Regions from separate parts of the Homo sapiens genome. Here all the other regions are linked to region 5. Evidence: chromatin loops called from intact Hi-C (ENCODE). Cell type or tissue: PC-9. All regions are shown on one strand. Links, peaks and the distances in the headings refer to the core of each region. The heading gives the core; the rest is flanking DNA.

Region 1 (4,827 bases), core at 544-4,543, 140 kb before region 5:
CAGGTTCAGGTGATTCTCCTGCCTCAGCCTCGGGAGTAGCTGAGATTATACGTGCCCACCACCATGCCTGGCTAATTTTTGTATTTTTAGTAGAGATGGGGTTTCACCATGTTGGCCAGGCTGATCTGAAGCTCCTGACCTCAGGTGATTCGCCTGCCTCGGCCTCCCAAAGTGTTGGAATTACAGGTGTGAGCCACCATGCCCAGCCTAAATTCAGATTTTGAAAGTCATCAGAGAGGATAACCATATCCTTCCAGAAAATACCCCCCTGTGCCATAGCCAAAGAGGAAACCCAGCAAAGGGTAATATTTATTATGTTCTCGAGCTTTGAAAACTTCAAAAAGCATTCATTTAGAGAAAGTTAGTTTCCAACAGACTAGACAGACAATTAAAATCAAGCTGGTTTCCCCCTTGGTCCCTTCACTCAATAAACCCTGTTAGCCTCTGGAGCCAATGCTATTAGCCTGGAATGCGGTGGGGGGCGCTCTTAGCTGCTGTCTCATGTGCTGTTTTCAAAGACTTCTCCGTGAGGAACATCAATGGTTTCCTTCTGTTGCCCTGGCTAACTAAGTGGAACACCCTCTTAGCAACAAAAAGGGGAGATTTGCTAGCACCTTCACTATATGCAGCAAATATCATCTCCCAGTAATAGTCCTAGGTAATTAAACTTTTATTTTTCCCATGATTTATCGTCTGGGAAATACTAACTCTGTTAAACTTCGGACTTTACATATAAAATGTAAAATTTTTTTCAGTTTGGATAAAGTTCTGTTATAAGTAACTGAAAATCAAGCAGAGACATACACAAGTTAGAGGTTTATTTCTCTCTCCAGTAAACCTGGGAAGTTCATGGTGGCCCAGTTCACTAGGACTTGGACTTCTTTTATTTTGTAACTCCATCATCCTCACCTGTGGCTTCTGCCTTTTAGTCCAAAATGGCTGTTTCAGATCTAGTGATATCATCACATTCCAGCCAGCAAGAAAGAAAAGAAGGCAAGAAAGTGATAGCCCTCTTCTTTTAAGGACCCTTCTGGAAGTTGTATATACAACTTGTACATATTGGCCAGTAGGCCACCTGAGAAGACTGAGGGCCTCAGTTCTTTCCTAGCTGTTGGCTGGAGGTTGCACACAGTTTCTCATTACATGGCTTTTTCAATATGGCAGATTGCTTTATGAAAACAATATTCAGCAAGACCCAAGCTTCAAGGGGGGATGAGAAATGTAATATTTGCTCTCAGTTTCTGTGGTAGCCATGAAATTATGCCTCTCAGATGTCCGACTAAGGAAACGTAATTGTCTGAAGGCCCCAGCTGCTGTCCTCTGGAAAGGCTGAGGGAGGAGGGTTGCTTGACTTAGGAAGTCAAGGCTGCAGTGAGTTATGATCGCGCCACTGCACTCCATCCAACCTGCTTGACAGAGCAAGACCCCATCTCTAAATAAATTTTTAAAAATACAATCCGCCAGGCACAGTGGCTCACTCCTGTAATCCCAGCACTTTGGGAGGCCGAGGCAGGCGGATCATGAGGTCAGGAGATAGAGACCATCCTGACCAACATGGTGAAACCCTGTCTCTAGTAAAAATACAAAAATTAGCTGGGTATGGTGGCACACGCTTGTAGTCCCAGCTATTCGGGAGGCAGAGGCAGGAGAATCACTTGAACCCGGGAGGAAAATATTGCAAGGAGCAGAGATCGCGCCACTGCACTCCAGCCTGGCGACAGGGCAAGACTCTGTCTCAAAAACAAACAAACGAAAAACCAATCTACTCCAAAAATACTATTTAAATAACAGAAAAAGCCTGTTTCTATTTCTGTCAATGTATGTGTATTGCATGTATGTTACAAATAATCCTTTTCCTAACTTAGAACTTATATTTCTACAGGGTGAGGGCTTATGTATAAAACCAATATAAAATAATGAAGAGGAGAGATACCAAATCTTACATCTTTTCCTTGTACAACCTGAAGACATGCCTCAGACCCAATAATTTTTTATATTGCAATTTTCATTTTAATTCCTTAATTTTGTACTAATTTTCCAAAATGTTTGGTAGATTTCCCTCAATATGCTAAGAGGTCAGCTTAAGAGAATGGGCAGGGGGTCTTGGAAACTCAGATAAGGGCCTTGACACTTATTTTGGGCAAAGCTAACACTGAGTCACAGGGTTGTTCCAATGAATTATTTTCCCTGTTGCCTCAGATGAGAAAAATTCACTCTGATTTTATTTCTTATTCTTGTGTCTGCTTTATCATCACAGTTAATATAAAATATGCCAATAAATACTCTATCTAAACAATAAGTCTTCTCATTTCCTTTTTGCGCCACACAGAACTTGCAGAAAATGGGGAAAACGGGGCTACCTTTTCTTAAACCAGTTTGCCCAGGAAGCCCATGCTGTGTAGTTCACAATTTCAGCCAGGAGGTGGCGGTAGTAACCAATGGCAAAATCCTGAGACACTGCCTCTATCAGCTTCTCATTGTCCTGCGGACGCTTCCTGGATCTAATCTGATGCTTATGAAAGTGATTTCCTTCTTTCGAAAACACCAGGCCCAAACAAAAACTAACTTCATCCTGCAGATAAAAACTGTATGTGCCTTACAAGTTGTCAGACTCCTCCAGACCTTCAATCAATATTTTCCCAGCAGCAAAATGCAGCTGCACATTTTAGGAAGCAGAGTGGGCAAATTCCTTCTGCGGAAGCCCATGAACCATCAGGCCTCCCCCTCAGGGTGGCAGGAAGGTGTGGAAAGGGGGACTAAGCAATCCAAGCTGCTAGACAATCCGAGCTCCAGGGAGGCCAAGCACATTCCCCCAGTTTGTGCAGGAAACAGCAGGGAACTGAAAAAAGGGTTCTGTTGAGATGAGACTGATGTTCCCAAGTCCTGAGTCCTCAAACCGAATCACTTTCCGGCAGCAACACCTGTCTTTAGCATGCAAACATCGGTCTCATAGAGTCTTCCCTGAAAGATGTTTAATGATCATGTCATTACTGTCACTCTTTTTTTTTTTTTTGAGAGTGAGTTTTGCTCTTGTTGCCCAGACTGGAGTGCAATGGAGCGATATCAGCTCACCCCAACTTCTGCCTCCCAGGTTCAAGCGATTCTCCTGCCTCAGCCTCCCGGGTAGCTGGGGTTACAGGCATGTGCCACCACGCCTGGCTAATTTTGTATTTTTAGTAGAGACGGGGTTTCTCCATGTTGGTCAGGCTGGTCTCAAACTCCCAACTTCAGGTGATCTGCCTGCCTCGGCCTCCCAAAGTGCTGGGATTACAGGCGTGAGCCACTGCGCCCAGCCACTGCCACCTTTTAAACTACAGAAGATGAGTGTGCCTGCTCAGACAATGAAGGACTCTGAGGGATTTGGAGAGCCACAAGGAGTCCAGACCTTAACCTGAGGGCAACAGCACCATTAAAAGTTTCTAAGACAAGGAGGAACACGGCTCCACCAATTTACAATGGCTAAGAAGAAAATAAGCTCGTCGGAAGGCAGGAAGTTGAGTCAATTTTCTATCCATGAATCTCAGCATTAGGTTGTTTTTATTGAACTTCTGATAGTACATCTTGAAGAATGCTAAGGAAAAGTCTAGAAAGGTGCTCTTAGTCTCCTTTCTCTACTGCAGAAGCCCTTTGTGATCTCCAGGGGAAGCAGCCCCCGTTTCCATATGGTCCCAGGGAGACGAACGACGGCAGAACATTTCATGTGCTGTGGAGGCACCTAGCTTCAGAATGTGAAAAAGTAACCAGAGCTCTCAAACCTCCCTTTCCTCATGTGTTAAATAGGGATAATAGTCCTTACGTCAGGGTTGTTGGGAGAGTGAAATGAGATCACATATGTGAGTCACTGACCTACAGTAAGTGTTTGGTAAACAGTAGTTATCATGGGCGGAGGCCTGACCTGGGAAACGGTCGGCAGGCACAGTAAACTCACCAGCAGATGCTAAAGGGAGCCCCGAGGCTCATCATACCCACCACATGTACACGCATACACACATACACACACACGCACTCATGCACACACACAAGCAGGCACAGAGCATCCCTCCTACATCTCACACATGCCAGGTCTTCCGGGAGTCACTTCTGTGCTTCAGCCAAGATGCCCTGGAAATTTTCCTTTTCTCACCTGCATGAAAATGCTTTTGAGGCCCCCCAGCCTCCGCCCGGAGTTTAGCCCCTTCAGACTCTGCACCCCTGGGGGTGGCCCTGACCCACCCACCCCTGGAGCCCACCATTCCAGGGCTCCCTGATTGTTTACATGGCAATAGAAAGCTTGAGATCAAGCTGAGGTTGCGGCGCATATTTGAACTACAGGGAAGGGAAAGTGTCCTGCTGAGGTTTAGAAGGAAGGTGGGGACTCACAGAAGCCACACAATGAAAAGTCACTGATGATAAATGCCGATTTCACACCCGTTAACCACGGAGAATGCGCCTGCACCAGGCCCAGGTGTCTCTTGACGGAACGAGGTGTGCCTCTCCCCGCGGTGTGCAGCCTGCCCTGTTCTTGCCCTGCAGTCTCATGGGAACTTGCACTGTTTACCAGAGCTAAGTCGGAGTTCATCAGCATTCACTCAGACCTATTCCAAGTGACTTCTCATGCCCAACCAGGCAGGGACAGGATGGCTCAGTCCCCTGCATAGAAACTTCCAAAGTTCTAAAAGAGTCTTACAGCAGAAAGGAGTTCAGTGCCAGGCCTAAATTGATTCCTTTAACAAAACCTGTGCAGGTTCTGGCTTACAGGACTTGGTTCCAAATGTTGGTTTGGAATGTCACTTCCATCAAAACAATGACTCTCAGGGTGGGTGTGTTTCCAGGATTCCCTCAAAAGAC
Region 2 (4,827 bases), core at 395-4,394, 110 kb before region 5:
TATTGAGAGGCACATTCATCTCTGTGTTGTCTGCCGTCTTTTATCTTTGACCAATCAGTTTTCCAGGAGCCACAGTGGGAATGGATTCTAAAGTCTCTCCCCTATAGTTCTGGCCTGTATCAGGGTGTTCTGATTTCCTTGGAAGTCCTCATGAAGAGTAGCCCGTGTGGCTTTTCAAACCATAAGGTGGCATCTCTGGTACCCATTAACAGCTGCAAAAATTGATAAAGTTCAGGGAACCCAGGAGAATACGCCCCAAGGACAAAACCAAATGGATTAGTAAACTCTTCCCTGGTCTGTCTGAAAAGCCCTTCACAACTGCATATGGACCTGAGTGAGTCCTTATTCAATTCGGCCCTCGGGTCATGGGCCTTCTATCATGATGGGGAAGCACCAATACATCAGGATGAGGTAGGGAAGTAGGAGCAGGGAAGATTGGGGAGCAGGGGCTAAAGGAGGAAAAAAGTCCCTCAGACTAAGGAGGAATACTGGGTAGGGGGGAAAGCATCAGAGCAGGGCCCATAGAGGGGTGGGGCAGGGGGAGAAAGGGTTGAGAGGTTTTGTTAAGGGTGGAGGAGTGGGAGGAGAGATTGGTAGTGAGAGACGTGCTTAAGGGACTGCTCAGTTTGAAGTAGATTGGAGACATTTTCTCATGTTTCAGCCTCCTTGGACCAAGCAAAATAAGCTGACCTTTGAAGAGAACAGATCTTGAGGGGGATCTGTAGATGGACACAGGGAGATTCCAGGTGCCTCAGAGGGATCAACTTGCAGTTCCAAGTTGTCCTCAGGGAAATCTTGCCATTTTTTGGGATAATGAACTGAATTCTCATCACAGTGGAATACGTATCATCGGAAGGGATTTTTAAAGGGCAGGGTGAGAAGTGGATTGAGAATTTCGCATAGCACCAAGGTTAAACAGAAGCCAACTACGAAACAAAGCCAGAAGGGCACTCAAGCAAATAATCAAAATCAAATCCTTACCACGCTGCCAGGGACCGATATATCCAGAGCATGGGACCAGGAGCTGGACTCACGGTGGGATCTCTGATCAGTCACAGAAGGAGCTTGACGAGCTCATGGGGTCTCTCTCCCTAGGTGGAGAAGACAGGGCTCCAAATGGACTTCCAGTCCCATCCACGTCACAGAGGCAAATTGTCAGAGACAAAGACCTAAGCCGGTAAGCAAACTGACTTTATTCAGGTTATTATATTATAGTCGGGAGAGCACCCAGATCCCAAAACCTGAGTGTCCTGGCAGTTGGTTTTGTCTAGACTTTTATAGGGAGGAGTGAACCAGTTCCAGGTGGGGGTGATTTTACAGTTGGCATGTTTATGTCATCAGGAGGCATCTGTCAATCAGCTGGACAAGGAGTATCTAGCTGTTTCTAGCTTGTTTGGAGGGACAAATAGTTCAGCTAATCATTTAAGAAACAAAGAATGGTAATTTGGAGGGTCTCTGTGTCCTTATCACAGGAAACAAGGCAGTCACCCATGACTGTTACGGAAATCACAAGAACGAGTATACGGCATTTATGAATGGACCTACTGGTGTGCTAGTAGGGCTGCCATAACAAAGTACTGCACAGATGGGGCTTAACCAGAGATGCATCGTCTCACCATGCTGGAGGCTGGAAGTCCCAGGTCAACACATGGACAGGGCTGGTTTCTCCTCTGGCCTCTCCCCTCAGCCATCTTCTCCCTGTGTCCCCACATGGTCTTTCCTCCATGTGTCTGTGTCCTCATCTCCTCTACTTATGAGGACACCTGTCAGGTTGGATTAGGGCCCACCCTAGTGACTTCATTTTACCTTCATCACCTCTTTAAAGACCTCTTCAAATACGTTCACACTCTGAGTTACTGGGGGTTTGGACTCCAACATCTGAATTTTAAGAGGACACAACTCAGTCCGTGACAGCGGGTCTTCTCGAAGTCTCGTGGGGAAGAGTGGTTCTTTGCAGTAAGTCATTTCCTGGAACACAAAAGGGTGGGAGACATCTGACATACAAGTGTGGGCAATTGCCCTTGGCTGTTGTCCAGAGGCACAGGGCTCAGGTGCAGCCCTGCACTGTCACAGGGTCCCAAAGGAGGCCCCTTGGTTTGCTGTGCTCCACACTCCAAGCTTCCACGAGCTGATGGGGGAGGGGTGAGAAAGAACTCGCAAGGGAACCGAGACCTACTGAAAAAAGGAAGAAGTGAAGACGATGTCTACGGGGCTGAGGGATACAGGGGAAATGTGGTTTGAGGTTGACAGAGGGGAGGGGGAAAGAGCCACACGGCAGGAGGCTGGGCTGAGAGAGATTCTGAATGGTCTCCAGGAGGCACAGAATGTGAGAGACAGGTGAGGGAGGGAAGATTTCCCCCACAAATCTTCACCCTGTTAATACATGTGGGCTCAGCCCCACAGGAGTTGTTCGGTGAGCACACACATTACTGTTGAAGACTGGAATCTGATTTGTGCAACTCTGTGTTCAGCCCCTGCTAAGAAAGGCCTGGGAGCAGGGTGCATGAAAGGGTCTGCTTCATTCTGGGTGCCCAGCCACCAGCAGGGTACCACTCCTGCCAGACGCATGGGCAGGCAGCTCGCCTCGTTCCTGGACTGTGAGCTCCCTGAGCACCAGGAACGACCTACTGCTGCCTTACTGTTCCCTCTGCACACAGCAGAGGCTTGGATGGAAGGAATTCCTGGGTCCCTCTGAAAATGTTCAGGCATTAGTCACGTATGAATCAATCTAGACCTGTTTTTGCGTCCGATTATGTTTTCAACTTGCACCACCTCTTGGGGGCACTGATGTCATAATTCTTCCATTCCCCATGTGTCCTGACCAGGCAGGAGCTACGTGGCTGTCTGAACTCTTGTGGGTTTGTGATAAATGGGCGAGTGTTGAAAGAGAAAGGCAAACAAACTGCTTTCCCAAAGAAGTCGGGAGACGCCCTCGACAAGCCCTGGACAGAGCAGAGAATGGGCTCCGCCAGGAGCTGAGGAGAGCCTTGGGGAGGCTTCTGTATCCAGGGACCTCAGCCTTACTGCACCTACCCTACCAAGCAGTGCCCTGAGGACCTGAACTTAGCCCTGTGTGTGGACGTCTGTTGCAGAATGCGCCAAGTGCCCAGAAAAGAGACCAGGGAGACAAAGGCAGCAGGGTAGGATGGCAGAGGGGACACCTCCTCCATCCAGCCACCTCTGTCTGGTGCTTAGGCATCTGGGTGCCCCACACTTCCTGTGCTGCCCAAACAAGCACCAGCTCGGTTCTAAAGGGAAGTAAGACAACACGCACAGCAGAGGCCTGGAAACGGCCAGGGAAGGAGGAGAGGCCAAACGTTAGCATCTGAGTACTTTCTTTTTGGGAGGTGCTGTGAGGCGTGCAAAAGCGAACAGTAATGGCTCTCAGTAACCTCAGCAAATGCCAGCACTCAGCAGCCGCCCTTCCAGAGAGGGGTCGCTGGCAGCTGCAGCATCAAGCGGAGTTGCTGCATAGGATGCTTTTTATAGTGCTGTTTGTCTTCACGGTTCTCCAACAGATGAGCTGGAGGGTGGATGTTTTTAAGATCCATTTGTGTACCGTGAAAGCACATGGCCTGTCTTCCCAAGAGTTTCTGCATTTCCAACTTCTTAATCCACAATAGAAAAAAGTCTAGAAAAACTAATGCAGTTAGAGCAGGTTTTCCTCGTGCCAGTGTCCTCATATCCCACCCCCCCCCCCCCGCTAAAAATGACTCCCCAAGGAACTCCAGCAGAGTGTGGTATTGTCTCAAGATAAAAACAAAAGCAGTAGAGCCAGAGATGGGGCAGAAAAAGTGAGATGAGACATTTACTTCCTCAGGTCCTTTTCCAGGAGTAAATGACCATCGTGCGCCCATGGGAAGAGTGCTGCATCCACGGAGGACATGGGCCAACAGTGCTCTCAAATGGGTTTCATGAAAGCATCTGTGACTCATCCCTGTTCAAGAATGTTTTCATTACGATTCAGCAGAAGCGATGTGCCAGGTCAGCAAATACAACTGCAAAACCGGGGCCTGCCAGCCTGGCCAACACAGCAAGACCCCGTCTCTACTAAAAAGTAAAATTAAAATTAGCTGAGTATGGTGGTGCGTGGCTGCAGTCTCAGTTACTCAGGAGGCTAAGGTGGGAGGGTCACTTGAGTCCAGGAGGCCGGGGCTGCAGGGAGCCGTGATCGCACCACTGCACTCCAGCCTGACGCCGTCTCAAAAACAAAACAAAAAAAACCCAGGGCCTGAATGCAAAGTGAACACTTGCTCCTGTTAATCGTAGCACTTGCATTACAGGCCTGGTGGCTCCTAGCATCCGTCCGCAGCACAAGGCCATGTTGTGTAGTGGCACATCCCCAGTCCAGCCGCGGGGAGCTGCCTGCAAGGGGAGGTGGTGAGCAAACAGCTGCGCAGCAGCAGGGAAGCGTCATCTCCATCTCACTTCATGGCCCTCCCCAGCTGCTGCAGAGATGCTGGGGGTCCCTTCTACAGGCAGGCCTGTGTTCTAATGAGAGCCAGGAGACTGGCAAGATTAAGCAGAGTCCTCATGAGTGATCTGGAAAACCTCACTGCACTTTAAAACAGATCCCTAGATTCTGGGCTTCACCTCATTTAAAAAGGACATTGTGTATACTGTTTCAAGTAAATAAAATGAGAGAAAGAGGAAAGAAAAATAGTTTTCAAAAGCTATCCTTTAATTCCCTGAGAAGCACAGCTCTCGGAGTCTACAAAGGGTTTAATCTGTGCTGGTCGGTGGACAGAATAGTCCATGTGCTTGGCCCAGTGTCCTACTCTCTGAACATTCTAACTGCATGAGCACACTGGGCAGCTGCCTGGGACC
Region 3 (4,827 bases), core at 240-4,239, 320 kb after region 5:
AGAGGCAGTGTCACAGGTAATCAGGCTATGGTCGTTCACTCCCTTGGTCTGAGACTATGCGTTTTGTGGTGCTGAATGTTTTCTTAAACCAAGAAGGGTGTGGGGAGGTGCATGTTCTGGTTTCTAGTTGGGCTTTCCCCCGACACTGGCTCTTGCAGTATTATCTTAGGTAGAGGTGTTGACTCAATTATCATTAGACCCAGCTCCTGTTGGAAGAGAGTAAATGGTGCTTGGGGCCTCTTTATCTAGACCGTTTTGCCACCGCTGAAGTGACAGCCTGTGCTTCTAACTGAATTCAGTCCTTTTTTTTCACTCCCTTTCTGTGGAACAACAGCAAAGTCGGCTGCTCATCATTCGGGTGCAGACTTTACAGCCTCTGAACAGCCTCTGCTTTTGCAGTTTATGAATGCACCATTTGTTGTTTTGAGCACAACTGTTAGATACAACTGGCCTCTGCAGCCCACTCTGCCGGCGACCAGTGTGCATCACTGCAGCCTTTTTTTCTTTCTTTTTTTTTTTTTTTTTTTGCATAGGCCAAATTTTTGCTTTAAATACCACCATTTTGTCCACACTAGAATTTCTTTGACCCAACTTACATTTTTTCAAATGTAAGTTTCAGAAATAAGGTTTTAATTTGCTCAAACTGTTGGTCTAGGGATCCTGAATAAGTGCAAGTATTTTACTTTATTAAAGGGGGAATTGTTTTTGTGGCTTGGTTTTGCACACTTTTTTTTTTATATTCTCAAACATGTGACTTCCAAATTTTCCTTTAAATTGGGTTGAAGTTAGAAAGTTTTATTATTTCCTAAGTCATTATATTTTTTCTTTTTGAGCTTTATGCACAAATAATGTTTTCAGTTTAGAACTTAAGATCTTAAATGTTCTCATAACAAAAAATAAATATATGAGGTTATAGATATGTTAGCTTGATTTAACCATTTCACAATGTATACATGTATCAAAACCTCACCTGTACACTGTACATATACAATTTTAATTTGTCAACTATATTATAATGTGAAACTTAATTTTTAAAACTGAATTTAAGGGAAACTGTCAAAACCAAACTTTACAATGTGGTATTGAAGAGTATTTATAAGTAACTGTTTAATTTCTCATTCTTCTGCTCTTGAAACATGGTCTTATCCAAAGGTGATAGCATTAATGTTAGGATTTTCACTTCTGTTTTGTTTTTCTCACATAGACATTCTTTGGCCCTGTGTAATTATATAGGTGCTGTGTTCTCTGGTTGTATACATTGACATTATTCCTTTTTTTTTTTTCACAAATTATTTCTATTTCTTTGTATTTTAGTTAATGAAGTATATTTTAATCTTTTTCTACTGTGCTTTACATATTCAACAACTGGTTCAAATTGTCAGTTCTAACTGCTTTTAGGCCTTGCTTCTCCCAAGGAGATACATTTCTGTTAAGGCAGCAGTAAACATCTTACAGCAACCAACTCTATGTGCCTTGGTATCCTGGAGCTTCCAAAAATGAAACAGTCACTTGTTGAAAATGAAGAAGCTTTCTGTAGTTGAATTTTGAAGTAGATATATTTATTTGTTGTCCTTCAGCGAGGTTATGAAGGCCCTGGGTTACATCTGCATTTTTTATAAAATTGCGACATACAAACATAGTTAAGGGGGGAAAGTGTAATCTTTTGTGAGAGTCATGCTTTCTTCTTCGTCTCACCGTGTAGAGGGGAAGATCTGTCTTTTTATGATTAAAAAAGACACCCATTCTTTCCACTACCTGAAGAATCTTGAAGGTCCATGTGAAGACAAAGCAGCCATAAACAACAAGTTAGAGGGAAAACGAGCTTGTGTGTTAGTGCTTCCAAGAGCAGTTTTCTCAGCTCTGATCTGTTGTAATTTTCAGAGCAGGTTTACATGTGTGGTCGCATGTTTTGGTGGTTGGTTTTGACCTGGACCTTTCAACTGAGCAAAGTCTCCTTGGACTTTTCTCCTTTTCCCATAGTTTCTTGCTGGCTTCTACCTGTGATTAGTATGTGTGTTGCTTAAAATGGCAACTGAAACATCACCAGGAATTTTCACCAGGTAGAAACTGCTTTTCCTGTATCAAAACAACCAGTACAGCTTAGCTGATGCTTCTGTTGCTAAGCAGGTAAATTTCTGGTCTTCAGGCTGCCCTTATTAACCCTGTAAATGCCTAATGTCAACCGAAGAAGAAGAAGAAAAGAACTTGATGCTTCCTTCTCACCTTAGTGCTTTGTTCAAGTGCGTGAAAACTGGACCTAGCTCAGCCTAATTTCCATGTATCTATTTTAGAGGACCTAACCTCGATTAACCTATTTTGCAGGGTCAGGAGGAGAATTGGGAGATGGAGAGGGCCTGTGAGGTTGGTAGTTTCCAGTGAAATGTCAGCCCCAGTAGCTGATAGTGGAAGTCTTATACTAGATGACCAAAATTATGGGTTTATTTCAGCCAGTAATGGGCCCCGTCTTTTTCTTTGGGACTTTTCTCTGCCTGTAGCTGCCCCTATGCCTGTGGGGAGAAGAAGAGGGAAGAAAGGGGTTGCTGTTTGCATCTATTTGCCAGAAAGGAGTTAACAGAACATACCGCAGAACAGGTTGGGCAAGACTGTTAAAGCCAGTGCCTTCCTCTCTCTTTCTCTCTCTCTCTTTCCCTACCCCCTACGCCACCTCTCCGTATCCCTCTCCTTCCTGCTCTGCGCACCGTCTCCCCACCGCCCCCCAGGACTTTAATACATCTTCAGACTATACTCCCCCCACCAACACACACACACAGATACACACACACACTTCAGTATCTGGCTTTCCTTCTAGGCAGAACATGGATGTGAATAAAACACTTTGTGGAGCCTGTTGTGTGAGAAGCAGGCAGCGGCTGTGGGCCTCAGCCTTGCCATCTGTTTCTAGAGCAGTCTGTGGCCCGCTTACCATGCCCTCTGTCATGTAACATAGGCCCCATTCAGCAGCAGCATTCTTGAATGTGCATTTATGTCTCTGTGGGACCGGGGGTAGATGGCCTGAGAGGGGGAAAGCAGGAGATGGGAGGGGAGGAGGCGAGGTGGGGACGGAGAAGGAAGTGTGTGCACACGCAGACAGCCTGGGAGGGCAGTGAGGTGGAGTCACTGCAACTCGGTGCCAGCAAGTCAGGAGACATTACTGCTGGAAGTATCCACAGTTAGCTCTGACTTAGGGGACGTCTTGTGGCCATAAATGTGGAGGAACCGAGCTCTTTAAAAGCCAGTTTGGGTCTGATATAAGTTCTGCTTCGTGTTTGTGTCCATTCACTCCGTAAACATACCATATATAGTCATGTTTGAGCTCACTATAACACACATTGCAAGGGAGCCGCTCATAGTGCACACATCCTTTGGCTGTTAGAAGCAGACTCACATAGGCTATTTCTGGTGTGTCGTGGCTTTCTTCTTTCTTTTTTTTTTTTTGGTGGGGAGGAGGTGGTGGGGGAGGGAGAGGAAAAGGAGCTCTTTTTCCTTCCATCTTCACACTGGTTGGAAGATGTTTCTGATTCTAGTTTGTCTGGCACTCTGAAAGCTAAGGAACTGTATTGTCATGGCAGAAGAAACAATTCTCTGTGTGCATCTGTTTTAGAATGAAACCGTACTTTTCTTAGTATCTTAACATCACATGCATTTTGTAGTTTATGGTCTCCAGTCTCCAGCTGTTTTTGGAGCACCTTCTAACTTTGAGAGGGTGAGCTCTAGCCTGTAAAATGGACTGTGGGTGGCTCGTGGAGAAGGTGCCCTGGTGTGCTTTTCTGTGTCCTCTCTGGATTCTCCCTGAGCTGTCCACCTCTGAAGCCTGCTTCACCTTCAGACTGCCAGGGCAAGACATGCAGCTTCTGCAGAACTCATGGCAGCCGTTTTCCACTTGGCCGAGCTGGGTCTGTGAAGCAGAGAGGAATCAGTAATAGGAAAGAAATGTAGTTGTTTTTTTCCCCCTTAGAATACCTACCATACTGCATTTCAGCTTGGAGTGCGCAGCATGAGGCATTTGTGGTTCAGAAAAGAGGTCTTCCTTTTTCCTCCTCCTGTTTTCTTTTCCTTCCTTCTCCCCAACTCCCCAAAGGCTTACTGCCTTTCTTCTCAGGCCACGTGTGTAGATAACCTTTGAGGAAAAGATGGTTTCCGTGCTGGGATATTTGGATATTACCTAAAGGGACAAGATGAGCCCTTTCTTTGCCTTGTTTTCTTTCTCTGGCCTCATCAGAGTGAATTATATCTGACTGTGTGACAGTTAATTGTACCATCCATCCCGTGTCCTAAGCTGATAAGCCCCTCTCTGTCTGCCTCCATCAAGCTTCTTTGTTTGAGAAGTTCCTAATGCAGTAGGAGAACAAAGTGACAGTTTTCTTATTTACTGAAGTCTCTAAAGCACATTCATAATGCTCTTCATTGTATCTTTCTTATAACTTCATTCCTTCAACTTAGGTAATTAAATTGTTCCATAGTACCAGTGATTGATAAGTTAAAACTTCCTCAGAAACATCAGTGAGTTCAGGAAAAAAAAAAAAAAGTTTGTGTTTTAAGCTGCGTGTATTCATTCCAAACTATTATTGGCTTGGTAGACAGTATTCACAGTAAGACACTGGACACTGCTGGATTGCCAATTACCATTGTGGATATAGCAGTTGATTAGCTAGCTGACTCAAAAGTAGTATATTGCTTATGTAGAGGTCGCTTATTTGGCATTCTTCGGTCCAGAATATTCAGCCGATGTGCTTGCGAGTGAGTGAGAGCCAGCAGGGTATACGTGGGGGGAGAGGTATGTAAAATAAAGTTTTCAAAGCCACAAAGGTGTTAGGAAGTCCTGGTACT
Region 4 (4,827 bases), core at 546-4,545, 150 kb after region 5:
GTCCTTCTCTGTGCTGTCAGTGGTGTCTCTGAAATGTTTAGATCCAGACTTGGCCTTTAAACTCCTGCTTTGTGAGAATCAACAAATAGATGAGAATACTCTGTATTACAAGCAAGCATCGTGCCTGCTGGCTTTAGGCTCCCCAAAGAAATGAGATTCCAGAAGTTCATCTGTTTCAGGATTTTTTCTGTGTTTTTTTTTTTTTTTTTTTCTTGGAGAAAGGTTCTCTCTCTCTGTCACCTGGCTGAAGTGCAGTGGTGAGATCATGGCTCGCTGCAGCCTCCAACTCATAGACTCAAGCAGTCCTCCTGCCTCAGCCTCCCAAGTAGCTGAGACCACATGTGTGTGCCACCATGCCCAGCTCATTTGTTTTTTATTTTTTGCAGAGACAGGGTCTCCCTATGTTGCCCAGTCTGGTCTTAAACTCCTGGACTCAAGAGATCCTCCTGCCTCAGCCTCTCAAAGTGCTGGGATTACAGGCATGAGCTACCACTCCCGGCCTCAGAAGCTGATCTGAATAGGAATAAACGTAGAGTAAGAAGTGAGACAGAGGTTTTTGTTTTGTTTGCAGCTGTCCTTTCCACAAAAGAACTACAAAAAACACAGCACCTCCATCCCTTCTGCCTTCTAAACTAAAAAGGAACGCAGTCCACAGGCCTTTGACTTTATCTTTCTGAGCTGTTTCTAAACTAGGCTCCACCCCACCCAACCCCTTGTACCATTACCCAAGTCTGTGGTTCTCAAAGGTGGTCCAAGGACCAGCAGCATCAGCATCATCTAAGAACTTATGAGAAATGCAGATTCTCAGGCCCCACTCCGACACACTGAATCAGAAATACTGGGGTGGGGCCCGGCCATCAGTGTTTTTATCAAGGGCTCTAGGGAATTCTGATACACACTCAAATTTGAGAGCCACTGCCTAGTTCCTTATCACAGCACTTACTGCAAGCTGAGTTGTCTTGCTTATTTATTTAGATGTCTTATTTCTTGTCCTCCTTCACTGGAGGATTTCAGCTGCATGAAAGCTGGGACCTTGTCCATGTGGCTCAGGGCTCTGCACCTTCTGTGACTTAGAAAGTGGCCATCACGTAATAGGTGCACAGTAAATATTTTTCAAATAAACAAACAAATCTTCCAATGTTTGCTTGTTTTCCTCAATTTCCAAGGAGCTGGCCCTGAACAATCCCAGAAGTTAAAGCACCCTTGTGAGTCATCTGGGCAAGCAGCTGGTTATCTACTGGGTGATAAGGCTCCAAGGACAGGAGGTGAATGCTGCACAGCCTGACCCCATGTCCCCTTCGCCCAAATCCCCAAGGCTGGAGTGCCCCTTCACAATCGTGCTGAACTCACCTTTCCCTATTTCAGAGGCCTGATGTTGTTCCACCACCGAGACATCCTGGACTCATGAATGGATTCAGGATCACCAAGGAGATTTCTTGTACAGGTGAACCAACTCTTGGCTGCCCATTCCTCTGCAGAGTCCTCCCTCCCTCAGGGCACCCTCCCCTTCTCCACTAACTACCACACCCAGGGAAGCAGAAGCCAGTTGTCACTATGATGCATAAAGTCCCATCTCCAGGTTACATAGCCGAATTGTTTGAGAAGTTCTTCCCTTATTAGTCGAAAGGGCAGGAAAGGCAGATCTTGGGGGAAGAGACAAGAGAAACAGCCATTCAGAAAAAAGAAAGATCATCGCTGCTTCTCACACCAACCGGTGCTCATTTTATCTCAGGGAAACACTCATAAGCCTAAAATGTACACATCATGATGACCGTTCCTCAAAATAAGGAAACTAAGGCTTAGAGGGTAACTTTTCCAGCCAGATGTGTGGTGGCTCACACCTGTAACCCCAGCGCCTTGGGAGGCCGAGACAGGTGGATCACTAGAGGCCAGGAGTTTGAGACCAGCCTGGCCAACATATAGTAAAACCCTGTCTCTACCAAAAATACAAAAATTAGCCGGGTGTGGTGGTGGGCACCTGCAGTCCCAGCTACTCGGGAGGCTGAGGCAGGAGAATCGCTTGAAACCCGGAGGCGGAGACTGCAGTGAGCAGAGATCACGCCTCTGCACTCCAGCCTGGGCGACAGAGCGAGACTCTGTCTCAAAAAAACAGAGAATATCTTTTCCAAGATCTTACAGTGGACCATAACCCTAACTCGGCTCTGACTGCAAAGCCTTTCTTCATCTCTGGCCCCTCCCTTCCGTGGCCCTGCCAGCAGCCGTTCACCCAAACAGGGAAAGAGAGAATGCATTTTCAGGAGGGAATAAGCCAGGTGACTTGAAGAGCCAAGAGGACACCTGGCTTCTGGCGTCTCCACCCACCGCCCTGCCCTGAGGCTGCCACGCCTCTCTTCCTGGATTTGCCCTGGGCCTGCCTGGGATGGTTAATATTAACGAGCACTGAGCACCTTCAGGTTCCCAAGGCCCCTGTGGAAGGTGGGATGCTGACTCACAGCCTACGTGGCAGCCACATGTTTCCACAGCTCCCAGCAGCAGCAGCCAGCAGGCGCCTCCTATGTCCTACGGGCTAACAGGAGGAGACCCCTGATTAGGGCAAGGAAGGGGAAGTTGCTGTTTTCAATGTCTCCATTGGAGGAGGGAGGCTGGAGGGGCTGTTAGCAATGGAGGGAGAAGGAATTCTGAGCAGCTTCACAAAAAGCTTCCATGAGATGGCTTCCCACTGTCCCCTCTGCCTTTTACATCTCTAAAGGATTGATCCGCTTTTACCCAATCACACCAACTAACACGCAAGGGGAGGTTGGGATGTCGTGGCATGAAGATTTACAAAAAGCGCACTGGCACAAACGAGGAAGGGCTTAATGCTACCCTGCAGGATGCTCAGGACCTCCAAAGAGAGCGTGAGGATTCCAAAGGCCAAGTCCCCAGGTCAATCTGCCACTCACTCCACCCTCACCCTCTGTCCAAACAGCACCTGGGGCTTTCAGGTTGAAAGGTCTCTAGGTGAGGATGGGGATACTGGGCTCCCTTCTTCCTGCCCCCTGTGTGCCTCTCATCAAAACCAAATGAAAACGTGATGTACAATTACAAACACAAGAGACAGTAGGACCAACAAACTTAAATCTCATTATCCTGAATGGAAGCTTGCCCTGCTTCTCGGGGATGCCTTTGAATCTAAGAGACTGGGAGATGCTGAGACAGGCATGGGTATGTTGGCACGCGTGCAGCCATCCTCTCTACTGTGATGTTCCCAAGAGTGTTAGAAACCTCAATGAGTTCAAATAAAGCCACTCCCACCCCTGAGCAAGGGGTACTGGAGGAAGGTGAAATCGGCTCAGGGTAGTTCAGGGAGGAAGGCGAGAACCACCCCTGGGCAGAAGGGAGGATGCCAGGCACCGGCCACAGTCAATCTAGCCCTCGGCCACAGCCCTGAAATAAAGCCCTGGCTTTCGGGAGCTGGAACTCACATCGCTTCTGCGCCGCTGCAACATGCCTGGATGCTCTGCGCTGTGGGCGCTGGCTCATCGCCCCTCTGATTCACACCGTTATTAAACCAGCACTCGGGCAAGAAGCAAAATCGTCCAGGGCCCAGCACTCTGGGCAAAAACTGAAGAGCACGCAACCTCAGAATACACGGATGGGGAAACAAATGGTGTGGCTGCTCAGCCCACTTTCCGTTCCAAATGATGTCTACATGTCCCCCTGGAGCAGAGGAAAGCCACAGGTGGAGAAGCCGAGCTCTCTCTGGACTACACTGGCTTCTCCCTGGCATCACCCTTTCCCATTGCTGTGACGCCCTGACTTAAGCACCAGAACTAACCCACGGGGCCGCAGCATCCCTCGCCAGCCCATGCCCCAGCTGCAGGTGACATCACGTGGCTGACATCAGGCCTGCAGTCTGGGTTAGCTGTGCTGGGGGCCCAGAAGCTGTGGCTCCCTCGCACGACCCTGGTTTCGACAGTGGGTTAAAGTTCAGAAGCGGCCTGGTAAAAACATCCCTGGTGATAAGCTGCACCTTTCCTGGCAGATAACCCCAGCACGAGTGAAAACATTTTACAACACCTCTGAGCTGTTCTTCCAGTAGCCTCACTCATGAAGGCCTCTAACCAGCCTTTCTGTATTGATCACCAATTACAACTGCATTAACAGAATTTTAACATTTTTTTCCAAAATAAACAATGAGCTTGGCGTTTTATTTTCCAACACACTGCTTCAACATCTAGCTTATTTTTAGTGAAATAAACCACCCTTCTTCCAAGCAGTGTTTTCAGAGGTAAAGTCAAGGAGATTTTTCTGCTTTCAGGCTGCTCGTGGAATCAGGGTTTAGGATTCACCAAGCGGACCTAGGAAATGTTGATATTCAGAGTCACCCCTGAGCTCCAGTTGCTGGCATCAGGGAGACAGGCATAGGGCTCTTCCAAGGGGACTTGAACTTTGTCGTCTAGCCAAAATGTTCAACCGGACCTAGAATCTTTAAGGATCCTCTAGCATGGGCCATCAAAACATCCAAAGGGGAGACTGTTACTAGGTGTAGCTGACTTGGGGTAAGGGGGTACAGGATACAAAAATGCAACCCAAGCCTTTGTGAGCTTCCAGGGGAGTTCAAAAGACAAGAGCAAAACACAGAAAAGGTAACAGAAATACAGAGTTGTTGGACCCAAGGCCTCTCCAATATGGTCATTGTTTAGATGGAAAGCGAGCAGCTTAGATTTTTAAAAGCGGGTTGGGGGTTTGCATAGAAGACAGGGCAGGCCAGGAGCAGTGGCTGTCACTTGCAATCCTGGCACTTTGGGAGGCCAAGGTGGGAGGATCACTTGAGCCCAGGACATGGAGAGATTCCATCTCTCTAAAAGAAAAAAAATCTTTTTA
Region 5 (4,827 bases), core at 255-4,254:
CTGCACCCACGGGGAGGGAAAACCAAAGCTGAACAACTCAGTGGCCAGAGGCCCTGTGCTTCACACCAAGCTCTCTGAGAAGCCAGAGACTCCTGCTGTCGGGGGGATGGTGACCCAGTGGGAATCTGCACAGGACATAGAGAGAGTGTGTTGGTGGGGGTGGGGGAAGAATCTCCCAAGAGGAGGCAGCCTCTCAGGGCACCATTCTGTCGGCAACTTCCATGAAGCCTCAGAACAGTGCCTGGCACCCAGTTAAGTGCTTAATAAATCAAAGTATTCTCCTGTCTCCTGGTCTGTCCTCTCTAGGCACAAGATTGTCCACTTTGTTCTCAGTTGGGTCTCTGTAGTTCAAACACATCTACTTCTTATGTTTGCATAGAAATCCTTAAGTCAGAACTCTGTAGTGAAATAACTAGTTAAAAAGTGATTGAAAAGGGCCAGGCATGGTGGCTCACACCTGTAATCCCAGCACTTTGGGAGGCCAAGGCCAGTGGATTACCTGAGGTTGGGAGTTCGAGACCAGCCTGACCAACATGGAGAAACCCCGTCTCTACTAAAAATACAAAATTAGCCGGGCTTGGTGGAACATGCCTATAATCCCAGCTACTCGGGGGGCTGAGGCAGGAGAATCGCTTAAACCTGGGAGGCAGAGGTTACGGTGAGCCGAGATCAAGCCATTGCACTCCAGCCTGGGCAACAAGGGCGGAACTCTGTCTCAAAAAAAAAAGTGATTGACAAAAGAAAAAGATTGAATTCCTATCTATCTAGCATTCTCAAAATAGCGAAATTATAGAGCTGGAGAACAAATTAGTCGTTATCAGGGGTTAGATATGGAGGAGGGAGTAAGGAGGTGGGAGATTTTTGCAATGATGGAACAGTTCTGTATCTTGATTATGGTGATGGTTACAAGACTCTACCACCAGTTCAGTGTGATAAGGCTGCACAGAACTGCCCCCCTGCCCACACACACACACACACACAAATGAGTGCATGCAAAGCCGGTGAAATCCAAGGAAACTCTGTAGAGTATACCAATGTCAATTTCCGGGTTTTAATATTGTATCTACTTCTATAAGATGTTACCTGGGGAAAACTGAATGAAGATGAAGGATACACAGGACTTCCTTGTACATTGTTCTGCAATTTCCTGTGAATCTATAATTCTCATAAAAAGGCTGAATCCATGTGAATGAATTACGTATGCAATTTGCTAAACAGTTAAGGTAAGCATAGATAGATATATAGAAAAACTGCGAATAATATGCACTGTTTGGCTCTGATGTTAACTTTTCACACATCCCTCACTAAACGATTGGGATAAACCAGAGCCATCACTTTGAAAAACTCCAGGGTCATCATGCATATTGCAGTCTCTATGAGGTGCACCTTCAGGAGCTGTGCCATATACAACCTGTACAATAATACACAGCAATCCTGCCTTTAGGCAACTGCTGCTAAATGATGCATCTCCATTGCTGGTTCTTTTCATTCATCATCCTGGCTTCATGATCTATTTCTGTTCCTCAAACTGCTCCACCTTTGAAGCCAATCTAGATTGGAATAATCAGTTTTGCAGCAGCATTGATATTTTTGTTACACAGAATTCTCAGTTTCTTGGTCTGTAATTGCTCAGATTTCAAACATAAAACAGACTTTTTATTAATGTATCTAATAACTCTTCATTGAGACCTTACTGTGGGCTATAAAGATTGATTTCTGTATTGTTGTTATTGTAACCATGATGAACCATAGTTCACATGTACACTTGTACAATGCTGTAGTTCGAGGCGTTTCACGCTCTTCCACCAGCTCATCTGTGACATGCTTTCTCTTTAGAGAGAAAGCTTCTCTCTGTAGCTCTGGTATATATCTAGTTCACTAATTTGTTGGCGGAAAGAGAACCTTCCAGCGTGAAATCCACCTGAAACAAGACTCCCTGCTATGCAGCAGTTGATTCTGTTTCTTTACAAGTTGAACCATCCAGCTTGGCTGGTGCCAGACTTTTATTGTTTAACCGTTTCAACCTATTGATGTGCGGGCCATTCATGATTGTGTGGTTCACAGCAGGGCTGGTCCCAGGACAAGCCCAGTGGTGACTCAGTTAAAGGGGACAGATACGGAAACAGATGAACAATGCATGGGGTGAGGAGGTGGTGGTGGCAGGGGCAATGCAGGGGAGAGGGCTGGACAGGTGAGGCAGGCCAGAACCGGTGACTCATGGGCTCCCCTTGGTCAGGAGGGCTGGAGCAGGTAAAGCCCGCCCACAGCCGGGGAACCCACACCCAGCACACGTTCTCTCCTGATCTGCTACTCCCGCCCCAGTTTCCCATCAGACACAGGAGCAAGAGATGCACAAAAGCTGCTTCCTGAGCAGCGAGTTGGGACAAAGCCAACAGGTGATCTCAGGGCTTGGCACTTTCCCCATGCCTGAAAGGAGATCAACCATGAAGGTTACAATACAGGTTTAGAGAATTAATAAAAAGGTGTGGGATGGGGTGAGTTTCAAGCTCCAGGATCCAAGTGTTTACTTTCCTAGAGCAACTTCTGTCTGAGCACCCCCCAACACACCCACCCACCCACACACACACCCCTACACATCTGGAATTTTCTCTCCACTTGCCAGTCACCAAATCCCCTCTCCACCACCACTAGCAGCCCTACTCCCTGATTAGCTCGAGTCAGTAAAAAGGCAATGTGGCAGAGGGGCTAAAAGGTTCACCTTTTCCCAGCTCTAATTAGAGAAAAGAAAAGAAAGAGAAAGGAGCTGGCTAAAAAATAAGACTTTGCCTAGACTCCACTAACCTGGCCTTGCAGCTAAAGAAAAGACTATCTTTTTAAAAGGAGGAGGAGGAGGAAGAGGACATGATGACGGGGGAGGAGGGGGAAGAGGGAGAAGGAGAAGGAGAAGGTCCTTTCATCCTTACTTAACCGTAAGACAAATTTGAATCCAGCTGCATCACTTAGTAGCTGTGTGATCTTGGACAAGTTTCTTTACCCCTCTGTGCCTCACTTTCCTCATTTGTAAGATGGAGATGATGGTGATAATGATAGTGGTGATGATGATGATGATGGTGTGGTGTTGATATTTGTGGTGATGATGGTGATGATGATGGTGGTGATGATGGTGGTGATGATGATGGTGGTGATGGTGGTGGTGATGATGACGATAGTTGTGGTGGTGGTGATGGTGATGATGGTGGTGATGATGGTGGTGGTGACGATGATGGTGATGATGGTGATGGTGATGATGGTGATGGTGGTGATGATGGTGATGATGATGGTGTGGTGATGATGATGGTGTGGTGATGATGATGGTGATGGTGATGATGGTGGTGATGATGGTGATGATGATGGTGTGGTGATGATGACAATACTACCAACCTCATAGGATTTGGGGGGAGGCTTGAAACTGTTGATATGTGTGAAACCACAGAGATATGCCTTGCACATAGGAATGCTCAGTGCACTGAGGCCATTCTTTAAAACTCTGGCTGGAAACCCCTTCACACTCCCCAGTTCCCACAGAGACTCCATCTTCTCCCTCTGCTTCTTCCTGCCTCCCTGCCTTGTGTTCTTTCAGAGTCCCTCCTGACTGTGTCTTTTCCCCATCCCCTTTCCCCCAAAAGACAGCTGGGTTTCAATATTAAAATCAGCGCTTTGGAGTCTGACCAAGGTGAATTCATATTCTTGCTCCACCCCATCCTGGCTTGGGCAGGTGCCTGGCTGTCCTCACCTGGAAACTGTGGCCTCCATCCTGCCTCCCAGACCTAGTCACAGCCATGAGGATGCCAGCCAGGAAAGTGAAAGAATGCCCGCCCTGAACAGGAGCTCAACAAATGGAGCCATTCTGCTTCCATGGCACCTGATGCCTAATTCTGCAGTTGCTCCCAGTTTCCCTCTTTTCTTCCACCCTCCAGACCATATTGTGCTACTAACAAGAACCACCACGTACTGAGCATTCGTGCCTTCCCAGCACTGTGCAAAGAATTTTGCTCCTGTAATCCTCACAACTCCTGGATTTGGGTTCTGCCCTCTGCTCCCAGAGCTCTGTCTACATTTCCCAAGGGTACCACTCAAATAACAGCGCATTGCTGTGAAGATCAAAGCAATAGGTTCACAGTGGGAAAAGAAGAGGAAGACATGAAGGGGCACCTAATGGGGTGACCAGCCCTCCAGGCTTGCCCAAGGCTGAGGACCAACCTGAACGGACGGTCACTCTAACAATCCAGTCATCCACAATGTCCAGGATGCCTGAAAATATCTTTTGCTGCTATAACAATGGCTCAGAAACCCACCTGACGATTTTGGAAGGTACTTAACTTCTCTGAGCCTCAATTTCATCATCTAAAACAGGGATAGCAATGGCTACCTCCTCACGGGGCCGCTGGAGAGATAAAAAGGGAAGAAGTGCATCCAGCATCCTCGCAGCATTCGTCTCATGGTGAGCCTTCCTCCACAGGTGTCAGCATCAAGTCCTGGAAATCACACCTGGGCTTGTCCACCTGCCAGCCACCACCCCTGGCCACTTCCTTATTCTCTCCAAATCTCAACTACCCGAACTTAATCAGTTCAAGCCAGGCACAGTAGCTCACACCTGTAATCCCAGCAATTTGGGAGGCTGAGGTAGGAAGATCCCTTGAGACCAGGAGTTTAAGATCAGCCTGTTCCACACAGCAAGACTCCATCTCTACAAAATATTCTTTTTTAAAATCGGCTCAGTGGGGAGATTAAGTAAGTTATAGACAGCTTGTGAAGAAGAAAAGAGGAGGAAGAAAAAAGAGAAGGAAGAAGAAGAAGAAAAGGAGGAGGAGGGGGAGGAGGAGGAGG
Region 6 (4,827 bases), core at 402-4,401, 230 kb after region 5:
TCTGGGCTTAAGCAATCCTCCCACCTCAGCCTCCTGAGTAGCTGGGACCACAGGCACATGACAACATGCTCAGCTAATTTTTTGTTTTAAGTTTTTTGTAGAGATGGATTTTTTCGTTGTTGCCCCAGGCTGGTCTCATCCTGACCTCAAGAGATCCTCCTGCTTTGGCCTCCCAAAAGGCTGGGGTTACATGTGTGAACCATCACATCTGGCCTTCTATCTCCAATTTCATTTGTCTTTGGAAAATTGTACATGCCTCCTGCTCTTTTTTTTTTTTTTTGAGATGGAGTTTCACTCTTATTGCCCAGGTTGGAGTGCAATGGTGGGATTTTGGCTCACCGCAACCTCCACCTCCCAGGTTCAAACGATTCTCCTGCCTCAGCCCCCCGAGTAGCTGGGATTACAGGCATGCGCCATCACGGCCAGCTAATTTTTTGTATTTTTAGTAGAGATGGGGTTTCTCCACGCTGGTCACGCTGGTCTCCAACTCCTGACCTCAGGTGATCCTCCCGCTTTGGCCTCCCAAAGTGCTGGGATTACAGGCATGAGCCACCGCGCCCAGCCTAGAGTACACTTTCATGTGCTCACCACCCTTTCTTATTTTTCTATAACAATGTTTTGGGGGACTTTTTGTAAGTAATTGGGGAGTGGCTTAGTGCCAGTCTACTTTAAATAAGACATTTTTATTGACTCCTACAAATTAAAATAATGCAGGAGGTAGTGTAACATGGATTAGATATATCAGATGCATGAATTTTCCGACATACTAAATGTTCACTGGAACCAGTTCTCTAAAGATGGTCCTGATTCAGTTTCCACTACAGCCAAATGTGAACAGGTCTGCCTCTGAATGTTTCCTCAAATGGTCTTTCTCTTTTTGGTAATTATACTAAAATTTAGTTTATCAGTTGATGATTCCTAATGACACCATTTTGAAACGTGAACACTTCTCTCAACCCTGTTCAAATCTGGCACAATTCCTAGAGCAGCAGAGCAGCAGTACCCAGAAGGAACACTAGCCCTGGGCAAAATCCTCACCAAAAAAAACCAAAAAACAAAAAACAAAAACGGTGACTGAACAAACATACTTAGGAAAGTTTTCATATTATAAACTCTTCGTGGTGATTCACAAACACCTTAGCACATCAAAGATTCTGAAAGGCCTTACACTGCTGTATTTATTTCTTGTGTAACAAATATACTTGATTTAACTTGCTTAACTCAGCATTTCTCAAACTTCCTTATTTTATGGACCACTAAGAAAGAAAATCATAGCCAATTAAACTATGACCCAATGCTAAGATGGCACCAAATAGAAGACATCAGAGATGTTAACATTCAAAACTGTGTATATCTGGGAATAAATGTGTTGTGATATATGACCACAGAGCCCTTTTTTCAAATATAACTTAAGGCCATATTGAAGATTTAGTTCTTTGGAATGGTATTCTGGAAAACTACGCTCTAGCCTAGACTTTCATAATTATTTCAGAGGAAAAGGGTAGAAGGTTATTTTTTTTTTCATTAAGAAGTAAAAGAAAATAATGTCGTGGGATTAGAGAAAAGAGAAAAAGAAGTAAAAGAACCAAAAATGTTGAATCCAAAAAAAGAGAAATACTGTTCACCCGTTCGTGGTGTGAAATAAATTGACCTTATCCAGTTAAAAAGTAATTTCCAGGTACACATCACAATGTAACTGTCCAGCTGGCCTCATGAACATGCAAATCTCTTTAAATTAAGATGGCATGTAATTAAATCGTTCAGCTGGTTGCCAGGCTTCTCCGCGCAGGTAGTTTACTTTCGCTTGAAATAACCCCTTTGCGTCTGAAGATCCCCACACCCTGAAGTGACTCAACTTCATAACACCACCATTGAAATCTCTAGCTTTACAGGCAATAGGCTTGGCCGGAGAGCATCAGTAACTCGGCAGTGAGTCAGATGAAGAGCTCTGGGGAGGAAGGTTGGAGGCTAAGTTTGCTTGCAGGGAATGGGTGCGGTTGAGCGCCCGGGCCTGGCCAGAGCCTCCCAGTTTACATCCTGCTTCCCTGTTGCCAATCCGACTCCCGGGAGCCGCCCTGAAGGGGTGTGGGCAGAACTTCGGGGACATGGGGTACCATCCCAGGCCGTCCCAGGTTCCCTGTACTTCTGGATTTAGCCCCACTGAAGCTTCAGAATGTCTGAACTACATGAATTCACCTTCCGGGACGCGCACCTGGGACTAGCGAGACCGGCAGGGCTTTGCGCGGTCCTTAAGACCCGGAACAAACACCTGATGACCCCGGGGTCACCTTCACACTCTCCTCTGCCCCACACCTCGTAGCCCCCGCCGGCGGCCTCCTTCCAGGCTGGGGCCTGCCTCTCCAGGCGGCGTCCCCCGAGGGCGGCTGCGGCGCGGAGCCGGGCGGTAGGGCAGCAGCCCTGCGGCGGCTCGGGAAGAACAACTTGTGCGAACTGGGCCGCGCTTCCCCCGGGCGCTGCATCCGCCTTCCGAGATGCTGGCAGCCCGGGACGGCCTAGCGCGGCCCTCTCCTTATTTATCCACCGAGCACAGTTTCCATGGTTCCGCCGCCATCCTTCCGCCCCCTTCCTCGCGCGGAGCCCAGCGGCAGTCGAGGGCCTGGCTGGTGTGGGGCTGCGGGGTGCGTGCGCGGCGCGGGGCCCGGGCGTATTTTTCAAGCCTCGGGGCGCGTGGGTGCGCCCCCCAACTCCTGTCCCCCGAGAGGCTGTGCCACTTCCGCAGCCCCAGCCCAGTCCCTTCCCCACTGGGCCGCACCTCCAGTCTGCCCGCAAGGCGCCGCGCAGCCCCCGGCCCGGCCCGGTGGCGCGGGGGAGGGGCGCGCCGGGCAGGCAAAGTTGCTGAGTTGCTCTGCACGCTCAGAAGTTGCAGCTGCGACGGCAGCTTCCCTCCCCCTTCCTGCACTGGGCTACCCGGAACGCACACCCACCCGTCACCACCCGCTACCTGCCCTCGCCCCTGCGGCCCCGGCCGGGACTCCACAGCATCCCCACCCTGCGCCCGCGAGGAGCCCAGGTTTCCAGCGGAGTTGGGCTGGGGGCGGGCGCACCCCATCTCCCCGCTCCGCCTCGGGGGAGGCGGGTGATGCGTGGAGGGGGTGGTTAGGATCCCCTCTACCGAGTCGCCGCTTGCCTGCGGCGCTTTTGCACTTTCCTAAGCTGAGCAGCTGTGCAGGCGTCGCCCGCCGGCCCCTGCGCCCTCCTAGCAAAGCGGGGTTTGCAGAACGGGAACTGGGCGGTCTTCCCATTCCCTCCCGCAAGGAATTTTGCTGTGAGGGTGGAGAGGGGGCGGCGGGGGGCTCGGCTTGGGGCTGAGGTTGCCAACAGGTGCTCGCGGGTCCATGTGACCGAGGAGGGAGCGCGCAGGGAAGCCGGGGGTGGGGGTGGGGGCGGGGGCAGGCTCCCTCGGCGTCCCCCCCGTAGTGCCCGACGCCGGGTGCACCCAGCCGGCAGCTGTCTGGGGAGTGCTCGCGGATGGCTCCTCGGAGCGCTGGCGCCCTCGCGGCCTGTCTGGGAGGAGGAGGAAGAGGAGGGGGAGGGAGGGGACGCGAAAGTGGGTCAGGAATGTAACTGGATGCTGCATACCCCCCACGCACACCCCCGCTGTGGCCGACCGAGGCGGCCAGCTCCAGCCTTGGAAAGCGAGTCATTTGCTGTTGTGGTTCCCCAGCATTATCGGTGGACGGTTACCAGGGGATCCCGAGGGATGTGTTTCCCTGTGACCCTTTGGGAAGGAAAACTTGGTTGCCTCAGTAACCGAGTTTGGCTTGGATGCAATGATGCAGTGAGTGTTCTAGGTGAGCCTGGCCGAGAAAGAGGCTGCAGTTGCACTAGGGGGTGGATTAACTTTTCTTATTACCGAACCAAGACGTGAAAGGAAAGCTGGGGAGGAGGTGGAGTTTTGCTCTGTGTTTGTTTTTTTACTATTTCAGAGAATACGAACTAAACGTTTTTGCGTTAGGGTTTGTCTTCCAAATGCACGCCCGGGCTGCCATACATTTACCAAAGTTTTACTACTCACCACTTAGTTCATACAAAGGTTTGAAGCTGATATCCTAGAGTTGGAAGGAGCAGGGGACAGTGACAGTTTTGTATTTGAGGAAGGCCTGAGAAACAAACGTGAAAAGGCCTTTATTAAAAGAAGAAGAAAAAAAAAAAACGACCCTCCTCAAAGCAGAAGGAGAGCAGCCCAGTTCCCTCATGAGCACAGTGGCATCTCACACCCCAGGCACGTGATGATTTGGAAAGGGAGGAATGGAGATTTAAAAGGGATGGGCTTTGGGTTTGAATGCTAGCGAGACAAGCAAAATCAAGAAAAAAAAAAAAAAAGATGAGACTGCAAAGGGAAATTTAGCTGTGTGAGTGTATAGCCCAAACTCTTCTTGAGCACCCTACCTGGTTTTTGTCCCATTTTTTTGCATCCGGTTTTGTCCAGTGGACCTTAGTCACAAGGTGTAGGCAGGGCTGCTGAACCAAGGCCCAAAGAGCAGTGAAGCTGCAAACCCAGAAGCAATGTGCAACTGCTGGGACTTTTTATCTAGAAGCAAAAAAAGGGGTGTGTTATCCTCTTAAGGGTTATCTGAAAAGCTGACTTAGGCTGTAAATTTCTGTATCCAAGGCACTCTAAAATAAAGAAACATACATTGAGATGTATTTTACTTTAAGGAGTATATAGTATATTCTTAGGAGACAGAAACTAATCAATTGAATTATATTCTAAATATATAAAAGTAGAGGTTATTTTGTTGTGAAAACTTTTGTGGAGATGTAATTATCCCCAGTCTACATTTATTTACTTATTTATTGGTAACT

Evidence for each region. Peaks named below come from ENCODE experiments on the same cell type or tissue, not always from the same donor. Only the 100,000 strongest peaks of a DNase experiment are listed, where the experiment ranks them.
Region 1: a loop joins it to region 5, with 4 times the contacts of the local background. A loop is called at or near these places in 6 of 110 quality-filtered maps.
Region 2: it touches region 5 in a loop (2.6-fold over the local background); 3 of 110 quality-filtered maps call a loop at or near these places.
Region 3: it touches region 5 in a loop (2.9-fold over the local background); 3 of 110 quality-filtered maps call a loop at or near these places.
Region 4: a loop joins it to region 5, with 5 times the contacts of the local background. A loop is called at or near these places in 3 of 110 quality-filtered maps.
Region 6: a loop joins it to region 5, with 4 times the contacts of the local background. A loop is called at or near these places in 7 of 110 quality-filtered maps.

The regions. Positions count from the first base shown.
Region 1 is chr6:6,674,581-6,679,407 of GRCh38, forward strand. No RefSeq gene overlaps it. Among named protein-coding and RNA genes, the nearest start is that of LY86-AS1, 54 kb to the left of the region's middle. RefSeq lists an enhancer at 1-211. In PC-9, for the core only: a CTCF peak has its summit at 2,425 (motif pointing right); DNase peaks (open chromatin) are centred at 2,461, 3,851 and 4,431; H3K4me3 peaks cover 493 bases; H3K27ac peaks cover 1,341 bases.
Region 2 is chr6:6,709,891-6,714,717 of GRCh38, forward strand. LOC101928004 (a long non-coding RNA gene) reads right to left here. Exons shown (of 5, transcript NR_187687.1): 3 at 1,807-1,968; 4 at 982-1,091. It overlaps LOC101928047 (a long non-coding RNA gene), which reads left to right. Exons shown (of 6, transcript XR_001743949.2): 2 at 1,096-1,177; 3 at 3,821-3,984. Among named protein-coding and RNA genes, the nearest start is that of LY86-AS1, 89 kb to the left of the region's middle. RefSeq lists enhancers at 2,074-2,863, 2,204-2,263, 3,031-3,180. In PC-9, for the core only: CTCF peaks have their summits at 2,797 (motif pointing right) and 2,996; a DNase peak (open chromatin) is centred at 2,841; H3K4me3 peaks cover 487 bases; H3K27ac peaks cover 2,381 bases.
Region 3 is chr6:7,143,344-7,148,170 of GRCh38, forward strand. All of the region lies in intron 1 of RREB1 (ras responsive element binding protein 1), which reads left to right. Among named protein-coding and RNA genes, the nearest start is that of RREB1, 38 kb to the left of the region's middle. RefSeq lists enhancers at 2,176-2,846, 3,105-3,254. In PC-9, for the core only: no CTCF peak of the experiment used is centred there; DNase peaks (open chromatin) are centred at 2,118 and 2,588; H3K4me3 peaks cover 2,532 bases; H3K27ac peaks cover 3,222 bases.
Region 4 is chr6:6,967,619-6,972,445 of GRCh38, forward strand. No RefSeq gene overlaps it. Among named protein-coding and RNA genes, the nearest start is that of LINC03055, 84 kb to the left of the region's middle. RefSeq lists an enhancer at 1,078-1,372. In PC-9, for the core only: no CTCF peak of the experiment used is centred there; DNase peaks (open chromatin) are centred at 1,533 and 2,353; H3K27ac peaks cover 2,513 bases.
Region 5 is chr6:6,818,732-6,823,558 of GRCh38, forward strand. No RefSeq gene overlaps it. Among named protein-coding and RNA genes, the nearest start is that of LINC03055, 65 kb to the right of the region's middle. In PC-9, for the core only: no CTCF peak of the experiment used is centred there; a DNase peak (open chromatin) is centred at 2,150; H3K27ac peaks cover 2,862 bases.
Region 6 is chr6:7,049,064-7,053,890 of GRCh38, forward strand. No RefSeq gene overlaps it. Among named protein-coding and RNA genes, the nearest start is that of RREB1, 56 kb to the right of the region's middle. RefSeq lists an enhancer at 2,243-2,744 and silencers at 2,576-2,695, 2,726-3,175. In PC-9, for the core only: no CTCF peak of the experiment used is centred there; DNase peaks (open chromatin) are centred at 1,128, 1,928 and 2,938; H3K4me3 peaks cover 2,897 bases; H3K27ac peaks cover 3,802 bases.